Linked DNA regions of Mus musculus: region 1 is linked to region 2. Evidence: chromatin loops called from intact Hi-C (ENCODE). Cell type or tissue: left cerebral cortex. All regions are shown on one strand. Region 1 holds the start of Tada2b (transcriptional adaptor 2B). Region 2 has its middle 6.5 kb from the start of Bloc1s4.

Region 1 (5,000 bases), 260 kb after region 2:
AGAGAGTAAGAGAGTTTCTGGGGTTGCAGAAGTTTTTGCCAACTGTCCTGTCAAGGGCTGTCAAGAGGGGAGGAAAGTTTTGGCTTCCCTGATCTTTTGCTTCACCCCTTTGCAGGACAAGGCGAGCCCGGCATGATGGCGCTTCAGGGATTCCAGGCGCCTGTTGAGCATTTCTGTCTTCTCCACCTTTTCTTCCAAGTCTCGGAGGAGTGATTCCTTACCCAGAAGCCCACATTTCTGACTCAGCTTGACGTTGTCGATTCGCAGGCTGTCGCGGGCTTGTTTTGTCTTCGTCAACAGGTCTCTTCCTAGGGCCACCTGGGCATCCACTTCCGAAAGTTGTGCCTTTTTGCATGAGTTCTCCGTATCTATGAAAGACAGCTTTTCCTTCACGTGCGTTATAATCTGCACGTTGCTGGTCACCTTAGTGCGCAGTTTTAAAAGTTCCTCGTTTCGTTCCTCTACTTTCTCGTTGAAGGTCTGGTTCTCAATTTTGAGCTGTTCAAAGTCGATGAGGAGCAGCCCCTCAGCCAAGTCCTCCTGGGCCTTCATCCTGGTTTCAAAGTGTACCAGGCTCTGCTTCAGCTGCACGTTCTCGAGACGCACGGCGCTCATCTCCTTCTCCTTCTTATCCTCCAGGGCCTGAAGCTGTTCCACCTCTCTCAGGGCAGCCTGGCGCCCACCACGCGTGCGGCAACTGCCCATGACCTGCATCACCACCTGCTTCTTGAGGGCCTGGAAGCGCCGCCACTCTTTCTCCACCCTGGTCTGCTTCTCTTGGCACTGCTGCTTCAGCTCCCGTACCTCCTGACGGTACCACTCTAAGTCGTCTGCCTCTTGTTTCTTCAGTTCCTCCAGCATGGCCAGATAGCGCAAGTATGCTTGCTCTTTCTCGGGAGATTCGGGTTCAGCGCTCTTGTCCCCAGGTTCCGCCGCTGCTTCCAGCCCCTTCTTGCGTAGGGTCTCGTGAATCTTCTGCTGTAGGTACATGTTGTAGCGCTGATAACGGTTCCGCTCCACTAGCAGGGAGTGGTACTGTTCCACCAGCTCGCCGCGCAGTTGCTGCTCTTGCAGCTTCTGCATGTCCGCTGTCCACTCAAACTCTTCAGTGGACGCCCCTTTTTGTTTCTCCTCTTCCTTGGCCTCTCCAGGGTGAAGTTGCTCTTCTGTGCTTTTGTGTCGTTCTCGATCTGTCCCCTCGATCTCTTCACTGTCTCTCTTCTTCAGTGACTCCCTTGCTTTCTCTTTCGCAGCTTGTGGGCCTGGGGCAGCCCCCTCCTCAACAATTGTGGTCAGCGGTAGAGATGGCCGGAACCGTGACTCCTTCCTCTTCTCCCTCTTCCCCTTGCCCTTCGGCTTCTCTGGCCTGTCCCGTTCCTCTCCCTCATCCTCATCCTCATCCTCATCCTCGTCCTCGTCCTCGTCCTCATCCTCGTCCTCATCCTCGTCTTCGTCTTTGTCCTCTGGTTCCTTGGACTCCGGCTTGGTCTTGGGCTGGGTCTGTGGCAGACTCTCTGGCTCTCGGGACACGGCCTCGCCCGCGGTCTCAGCGGCCCCCGGACTTTCCGGGACCTCAACATGCGCGTAATCGATCCCCTCCGAATCCTTCGCTTTTGAGCTGTCCGACACCGGCTGGGTCTCGCTCTCAGGCTCCCGCCCTTGCGTCGGCTCCGGCTCTGGCTTCGGCTCTGGCTCCTGCTCTACAGGGTTGGCCGGAGTCAGAGGTTCGGAGCTAACCTTGATCTCGAGCGACTGCCTGGCCAGGCCTTCCTCGGCTCGGTCTTTGCCCTCGATGTCCCCGTAGTGGCTGTCCATTTTCGACCCGCCGGCCCCGCTCTGAGGCCGGCTGATGCCTGCTGTTAGGTTTCCCGGGGCAACCAGGGCGCGCGGTGGGCCCCGCGATTGGTCACCCGCCTTCCATTTCTCTCCACCTCCCGGCAATATTAGGCCAATGAAGATCTGCGAACAGGTGAAGGGAGGCGCTAATTGGACGCTGGTTCCCGAGAGGCGTGGCCCGCACGGCCTACTTCCGGTCCGCGCCCCGCCGGCTGACAGGCTTAGGGCGGGGCCTCGCGGCTCCTCCAGTCCATGAGGCCGCGGGAGGCGCCGGCGCGCAGGCGCAGAGCAAAGACTCGGCTGTCCGCGAGAGGGCGCGCGGGGGGCGCCTGCGCGATGCGGCGGGGAGACAGCGGCTGCGGCGGCGGCGGCCGGGCCGGGCCGGAGGGCGCCTGCGTGCTGAGGCGGGACGCGGCCCGCCTGGCCGGCTCCGGCGGCGCCTGGGCGGGGGCGGCCGTGGCAGCGGCCGGCAGCGGCACGGGCGCGGCGGGCGCAGCGAGCCCGGCAGGCGGCGGGGCGCTGACGGCCGGGGGCGCGGCGGCTGCGGGCCGGGCGGCGGGCGAGCGGGGGAAGATGGCGGAGCTGGGTAAGAAGTACTGCGTGTACTGCTTGGCCGAGGTGAGCCCGCTGCGCTTCCGCTGCACAGAGTGCCAGGACATCGAGCTGTGCCCCGAGTGCTTCTCGGCCGGCGCGGAGATCGGCCACCACCGCCGCTACCACGGCTACCAGCTGGTAGACGGCGGACGATTCACACTCTGGGGTCCTGAGGCGGAGGGCGGCTGGACCAGCCGCGAGGAGCAGCTGCTGCTGGACGCCATCGAGCAGTTCGGCTTCGGCAACTGGGTGAGCGGCGGGCTACGGCTAGAAGGGAGGGCATGGCTGGCTGGCTCGGTGTACGTTGCGGAGGGCCGCAGGTGGTCGGATGGTTGTGTCCGGAACGTGTTGGTCACCAGCGGTCACACAGCTGGTAGAGCAGGGCCTTGACCCATTGCCCCGACACGGAGCTGTCTGCCCTTCACACTCGTCCTCAAGAGGTGTGCATTGAACGCGGGTAGAGGGTAGGCCCTGTGCGTTGCCAGGCTTATCCTTGAGTCAGATGGCAGCAAGCTAGATCCCACTGTCCTTTGCTGAGTTCCCCTAGTACGGTTGTGTTCTCCTGGGCATAGTGGTGGGGAAGGCCAGAAGCCTGGGGCTGCCCGTCCCGCCTGCACTTAGTCTGCATTCAGGGCTTCGTGTGCTTTCTGTGGGTGTCAGCATGTGCCCTGTGCTAAGGTTCTCAATGAGTAGCAGTATCTTGTTTAAGTCTTAGTCTCCACAGCACCCAGGACATGGTGTGATGGGTGGACAGTAAAGAATGAACAAAGGCGTGTTCCTGAAGAGGCATGGATCCTGGGGTCTGCTTTCTAGCTGTCAGGTTTCTGTAGAGGTAGCTCACTGGTAGTAAGAGCCTTCATGTGTGCCAGCCAGATAGTGTGCTGGGCTCCTGGTTGTTCTCTGGCTGTCTCTAAGGAGCTCTCCTTTCTATTCCTCACCTATGTTAGGGATGAGATCTGGCTGCATTGTCACCATTGCCTCCAAGAATATGTCACATCTTCAAGCTTTCAGAGAAGCAGGGAGCTCGGCATGACCCTCTCCTGTCCAGACTCTTCCCTGGTATGTTAGGGCCCTCTGACCCTAGCTTCCCCGAGCTTCCCCTACTCCAACCCTACTGCCCTCCTGTTTCAGATCGTCGTAGAATGAGTGACCTTCTGGACCCACTTCCCCACTTAGGAAGGAGTCTACTCCACAGATGTCTTACCAGTGAGCAACACTGGCTCCTGCTCTCTAAAAACAATGGGTTACTTTGTCTCTAAGTGGTGTTTATTGGTGTGTATTGCGCATATGCTTTGTACAGATCAGGCAACATGAAGGACCTTGAAGAAGAGCCTCAGTGCTGAAAGTGTGGCATTCATATGCTCTGTTTCTGGAGCTTGTCGCATACCTGGTGATCCCTCTCTACCTGATTGCCTGTGAAGACTCACTTGTCCTCAGTTATACACAGAGCCAACCTAAAGCCATCAACCACATCCAATTGGTCAGTGGTCATGTATTGAAAAGATGTGCATAATGTAGCTACTGACCTACTCTTCTGGCCTGACCCATGATGGTGCTTACCTCTCGTGATCACTTCTCATGGTTTTACCGTTCTCTTCCTTCTGTTCTGTAACCCTTCTCACACATGAACATAGGGCATTTGGAGCATAAGCCGCATCTTGTTGGCCCTCAGCAACTTCAGTTCTGCTTCTTAGATTACACTCCAGTGCCTGCAGGGCCTGACAATGTCTATGGCTCTCTGTGAGCTCACGCGGAGTCCATTGATCATTTCCTTTCTTCTGCCTGAGGTGTTCTCACCTCAGTCAAGACTACTGACTGATCTCTGGCCTGCGTGTCACTGCTTCTGAGAGCCTTTCTTTCCTCACACCAGTCCTCTAGCACTTATTTCCAGAGGAGACACTGAAAAGAGTGAGAGTGTTAGTCTCAGCACTGCGCTTGCTTTAGCTCTTGAAATCTGGGCTGTATTTAGGGAACCCTGCAGAAGAATATAAGAGCCAGAGGTCAGGAGGACACCAGGAGAACAAGGCCCTCTAAATGAGCTGAGCAAAGCTCCGATGAACTCAGATGAACAGAGGCTGAAGCAGCAAGCACAGGGCCAGCATGGGTCTGGGCCAGCATGGGGCGGCACCACGTCCTCTATGTATATAGTTTTCTTTTCAGTTTAGTATTTTTATGGGACTTGCAAGTGTGAACGAGTGGGTCTCTGATTCTTATGCCCTTTCACTTGCTTCTGTTGGTTTGTCTTGTCCAACTTCAGTGTTTTGGCTTTGTTCTATCTTACTTTGTTAAAAAGGAAATGCAAGCCCGGTCTGTAGAGTCTGTAGTGTAGCTCAGCTAGTGTTTGTGCCCATTTGTGCAGCGCAGTCAGAAGCCCAGCACTCAGGAACTAAAACACGGAAAATGTGGATGAACAGACAGGCTGGGGAAGGCCTCTTCTGAAGCAGCTCTTTCAGGCTTGAAGGCCAGAGGAGCTTGTTCAGGGGGCAGGTTCTCATGAGGCCCAGTCTCAGCGCTGGAAGAAGTAAAGACCAAGGGGAAGAGCCTTGGGGCTTGACTGCCTGTGTGTGCAT
Region 2 (5,000 bases):
CAGCACTGAGGGGCAGAGACAAGTGGATCCCGGGGGGTGGGGGTGGAGGGTTGGGGGGGTCTCTAGCTACATTCCTGCTGAAACAGCTCAAGGACCCAGTAAGAAACCTCGGAGGGGTACGAACACACTCTGCCTTCCACCCAGGCAAACTCCCACATGTGTGAGCCTGTGTACACACATGCACTTGAACATACATGCATGAGGGTGGGGCTTAAAACCAAACAGTAGAAAAAGACTAGTAATGGCCCGGAATTTGAAGTTTGTAGCTAGCTTGGCTACATAACTTTCAGAAGGGACCCCATGGGAAGGTGCAAAGCCAGTTCCTAAGGATCTAAGGATGTCCTTTTTTTTTTTTTTTTTTTTTTTTTTTCTGTTCGAAGTGAACAAGATGAAAGAGGGGCTCAGGATGCCTGGCAGGGTGTGAGTGTAGGTCATATAAGAGTGAGTCACAAAAGAAAAAAAAATGGAGTCCTACTTTGGGGTCTTACCTGATGAATGTCTAACTTTCTGAACTTGCTCACAGGAATACCTTTTAGAGTTCTGTGGTTTAGAGTGGCCTGATGTTCACAAAGAAAGGGGTGGCATCCAAGTTGTCACTGGAGTGTATCCCGGTGCACAACCCCCGATCCCATCTGCATTAGCATCGTCCCTTGCCAGCAGTGTGTTGATCCAGCAGCTCGGCAGCCCCAGGCGGTCCCAGGCAGTCCCAGGCAGTCCCCTGCTTCTTCCTTGCTGTCCATTTGTGCACACAGTCAAGGGGCTTTAGAAATCTGAGTCTGGCTGCGAAGATGGCTGTGTTTATATGTACATACTGTGTGTATGTGCAGTGTTTGACCTGAGCTTGATCCCACAGAAGAAACCCCAGGCATCATGGTGTGCACTTGTCATCCCAGTATCAAAGGCACAGGCAGGAGGATTCCTGGGGCTTGCCGGCCACCCAGGGCACCCAGCCTATTGGGTGGACTATGAGAGACTCTATTTCAAAAGAAACAAAAACAAGGTCTCTTGAGGAATGGCACCAAAGGCTGTCTTTTGTTCTCTCCATGCCTGGGCTTGTACATGGACCCACACACATATATGCACACATGCACATGTACCACCCCCCCAAAAAAAAACACCCTTGAGTCCCATGCACCAGCCTTTACCCAATGCTCTCAGTAGTTGATTTGGACATAAATGGAATAAAACCAGAAATCTGCTTTGTGCGCAGACAGTTCCCATAGGGCTCACCCCCATCCCCACAAATTTGCAACAACCTTCCTACTTCTTTTTGGATCCTGACCTGGAAGCAAACCAGCAGTCCTGTGTAATAGCGGCTGTGGTATTATCCAACTAGCTGCCTCATCGCCTGTACGCATGACCAAAGACGCTCCCTGGGTCCTGCTTGCTTTGCCTGGATTCTCAGCAGTAACAATGTGCTAGGGACATTCAGATGTCTGTCAAGTGACTAGCAGTCAGACTGGCCCAGTGAGCAAGCTATACCAAGTGCTATACCCAGTGAGCAAGCTATATATTTCCTGGCTTAGGAAAACACACAGGCCAAGAACACACAGAGAAAAATATGTGCTTTCTAGCTCAAGAACAGGGCAGACTAACAGCTGAGGTTGAATACCAACTTAGTCCAAATCATGGATCCAAGACCACACTGGTTAAACACAGTACATGTACTCCTAGGGAAACCATATGGGCTTTGTAGGAACACCAGACATAAGGCCAGGCTACATGTGGAATTCACCTTTTCTGAGACCTTAAATGTGCTAAGAGGCTGTAGAGAACTTTTTCCAAAGTGGCTTAAACCATCAGTCCCATCAATAAATGTGAGACCATTTATTTTAGGCCCTTCACCGACCAAAGGGAGAGGGGATCCTTCCCGTGTAGTGAAGCCCAGCTTGGGGTTAGGGAGTGGGGACAAGATGAAAAGATGGCTATGGAAATAAGGCATCTCTGGACCATTTGGCTTGCAGGACAGCGTCTTCTCACCAGGGGGCGCTATAGGGGTAGGGAAAGCATGAAAACTGCGAATCTAGCCATGGCCGAAAGGAATTCAAACTCGGTCATCTAAGATTTGTAGAAGGACTCAGCCACAACACTCCGGACCTCCATGACAGACACACAGAGCACAAACACAGAATAAGTGGAAGCCAAGGCACAATGTCTGTTCCTCTTGCGTGGAGTGGTGAGCGGAGTGAGGCGGAAGCTGCATGAAAAACATTTGAAATCGCACGGCAAGCACCACGACCGGCACGCTCCCCACCCTTCACTGTCCTCAAAGCTCTGACCTTCCTCCAAAAGAAGCAGGGTCATTTATTTACTTATTCCTTGTCTCCTGGTTAAGGGAAGGACTTGAACTTTGTCCCTTTTGTTTATTCTGAACCAGTGGCACCCAGGGCTAAGCCAATGATGACAGCAGGCACTATCAATGTACCTGGAATGAATGGAAGGGGACAATGGGGACAAGAGGGCAGCTGACAGGGAGGTGGAGAGGGTGCCTGGTGCCTCCAAGACTCTTGGTCCCCAGTGTGTATACTGGCCTCGACTTTGGAGACATCTCCTTCCAACTTCCTCCTTTGTGTCTTTGGGTTGTAGCCATGTCTCGTCCAGCCTGATGTGTGAGTTCCTTGAAGGAGCCAGTATCCCTCTTATCCATCCTGCCACCCCCTTCCCTGGCTCCATCTCTGCCACACTGTATCAGTCAGGGTTCTCCTGAGAGGCTGAGGAACCAAGAGGATGTGCACATAGCTCTATGGGAAGGGGTTATTGGGGGAACTGGCTCTTGAGGTTGCAGGGGCTGAGAAGGCCCCAAGAAACCAAAGGTAGGCCGGAAGTGACTTTGTCCAAGTCCAGTCCACCAGGGCAGCAGAGGTGGGTGAGCTCAAGAGCCTGGCTCTATAAAAGCCTAGGGAAGGGGACTCTTTATTCGTCAGGAGCAAAGTACCCAGTGTTGCTTTAGGGTGGTTCAGGATGGTCAGGGCCATTGGCAAGTAGTGTCACCTATACTGGGCCCCAAGCAAGGACCAAAGACATGCAGAACATGACTGGGCTCAGGGCCTAAGAAGAAACACATTGAAAGGCCATGAGGTGGCCACAAAAGTATCATCCTGCCTCTCCATTAGATCTCTTCCTCTTCTTCCTCCTCCCCTCTCCTCCTCCTTCTCCTCCTCCTCCTCCCCCTCCTCCTCCTCCTCCTCCTCCTCCCCCCCCTCCTCCTCCTCCCCCTCCTCCCCCCTCCTCCCCCCTCCCCCTCCTCCCCCCTCCCCCTCCCCCTCCCCCTCCTCCTCCTCCCCCTCCCCCTCCTCCCCTCCTTCTCCTCCTCCTCCTTTCCTTCTTCTCTTCCTCCTTCTTTTTGAGACAGGGTTTGATGTAGCCCAGGTTGGCCTCAAACCCTTTTTCTCCAGCCAAGAATGACCCAACCCTATATCTCCTTGATGAGTGCTGGGGAACCGGGCATGCCATTAGGTTTTCCTGTGAAGACAGACAGTGCGCTGGGGCTGAAACAGTCTCTACGTGTGGACTCAACATCTCAGTCATTTAGTCTGACTGGTGCTGGGTAAATCCGGAGAGGTGACAGTGGAATGCATAGGAGACCTCCATGTAAAGAGAAATGTCAGGGTCTGGGCCAGAGTGATGGCACGTGGCTGTAATCCAGTGCTCAGCCTGATCTACATAGAGAGATACTAACTAAAATACTAGAGATTGAAAGAGAAGGTCAAGGGGTGGGAGAGAGAGGAAGAGAGAGAGAGGTCAGAATATCTTCCTTTTTTCCTTTTTCACGTAAGAGACATGTATGTGTCTCCTTGTGTAGAGATACATTCCTGAGAGTGAACACAGAGGGTGCCATGGGTCCAAGAGGAGGCTGCTGGGTTTTCTGGGAAGGAAAATTATTGTGGGTTGCCATGGAGCTGTTTGTATCTCATGCTAAATCTGCCTCCTCCAGAGGGGCTGCCTGGAGGAGGAGTGGATCAGGTACCCAGGTGATTCTGTGTGAACCTTCTTTCTCCCCATTCTAACTGGTCAAATAAAGGCCAGAACCTGTGATTGGGCAATGGAAGGGAAAGGTGGGGCTGGAGGTTTTAGAGAGTGGGGGAAGGGTAGGGGACAACAGAGGAGAAGGACAGAGGAAAAAGAGATGGAAGAAAGATGGAGCAGAACTACATGCCCTGGAGAAGGAACAAGTAACAAGGGCTCTCATAGCTGGGGAATAGCTTAGTATAGTGATAGATCTGCCCAATCTAGACATACAACTTATAAACATAATAACTCAGTTGTGTGTTTTTGCATAGACTTATTGGGGTTGGAAGTTTACTACAACAGGAAAGAGGAAAGGAAGGAGCCGTGGTCAGGTAGGAGTGGATAAAAAGCGCCCGTGTTCAGCTCAGCCTCTCCTGTCTGTACAGTCCGTTGTGTGGGGATTTTGATGGAGAGAACTAGGTGAGGAATCACAGAGCTTACCTGGTGCAGACCCCACTTTTCATGAGCACCGACAGCAAACACCACCCAGGACTCTGACAAGGCTATGGATTATCCACTAGCCCAGGAGGGCCTAGCTCCACTAATGCCTTAGAAGGGCTGGCCTTGTGCACTAAACATGCTACCTATGGCCACCAAGGGGCAGTATGGTGTAGCATTGCCCAGCAAAGAGGTCTTAAGCCAATTATCCAGCTCCCTGGACCTCAGTTTCCTCCTCTGGAAAGAAAGAAGGAGAATCCAGGAGTTCACAGCCTCCTGAGGGCATGCTGAGCAATCCTGTGCTGGGCTGAGAAGTCCTTTCTCCGGCTCTCATCTTCCTGTATGGCCGACGCTGGGTCAGTGTTCCTGACCAGCAGCTACTACTAGTCCCTCTCATTCCAAGTAGATGCTTAGCTAGAGGGCTGAATTCTCTGAGGAAGCTACTTAACCAGCTCCCAGGAAGGGCTGTGGGGAGAGGCTGGAGGAGAAGCTGAGGCCCCTGATAGACCGCCTGGTCGTTGCAGTGAGGACTGACCAAGGCTCAGCTTCTCCAG

What was found. Peaks named below come from ENCODE experiments on the same cell type or tissue, not always from the same donor. Only the 100,000 strongest peaks of a DNase experiment are listed, where the experiment ranks them.
Region 1: it touches region 2 in a loop (4-fold over the local background); 8 of 42 quality-filtered maps call a loop at or near these places.

Annotation. Positions count from the first base shown.
Region 1 is chr5:36,481,467-36,486,466 of GRCm38, reverse strand. Tada2b (transcriptional adaptor 2B) reads left to right here and starts at 2,182. Exons shown (of 2, transcript NM_001170454.1): 1 at 2,182-2,679. The coding sequence starts at 2,410. It overlaps Ccdc96 (coiled-coil domain containing 96), which reads right to left and starts at 1,879. Exons shown (of 1, transcript NM_025725.3): 1 at 1-1,879. The coding sequence starts at 1,815. The coding sequence ends at 61. In left cerebral cortex, a CTCF peak has its summit at 2,123 (motif pointing right); DNase peaks (open chromatin) are centred at 2,010 and 2,639; H3K4me3 peaks cover 2,416 bases; H3K27ac peaks cover 677 bases.
Region 2 is chr5:36,739,639-36,744,638 of GRCm38, reverse strand. No RefSeq gene overlaps it. Among named protein-coding and RNA genes, the nearest start is that of Bloc1s4, 6.5 kb to the left of the region's middle. In left cerebral cortex, CTCF peaks have their summits at 1,972 (motif pointing right) and 4,604 (motif pointing right); DNase peaks (open chromatin) are centred at 1,980 and 4,602.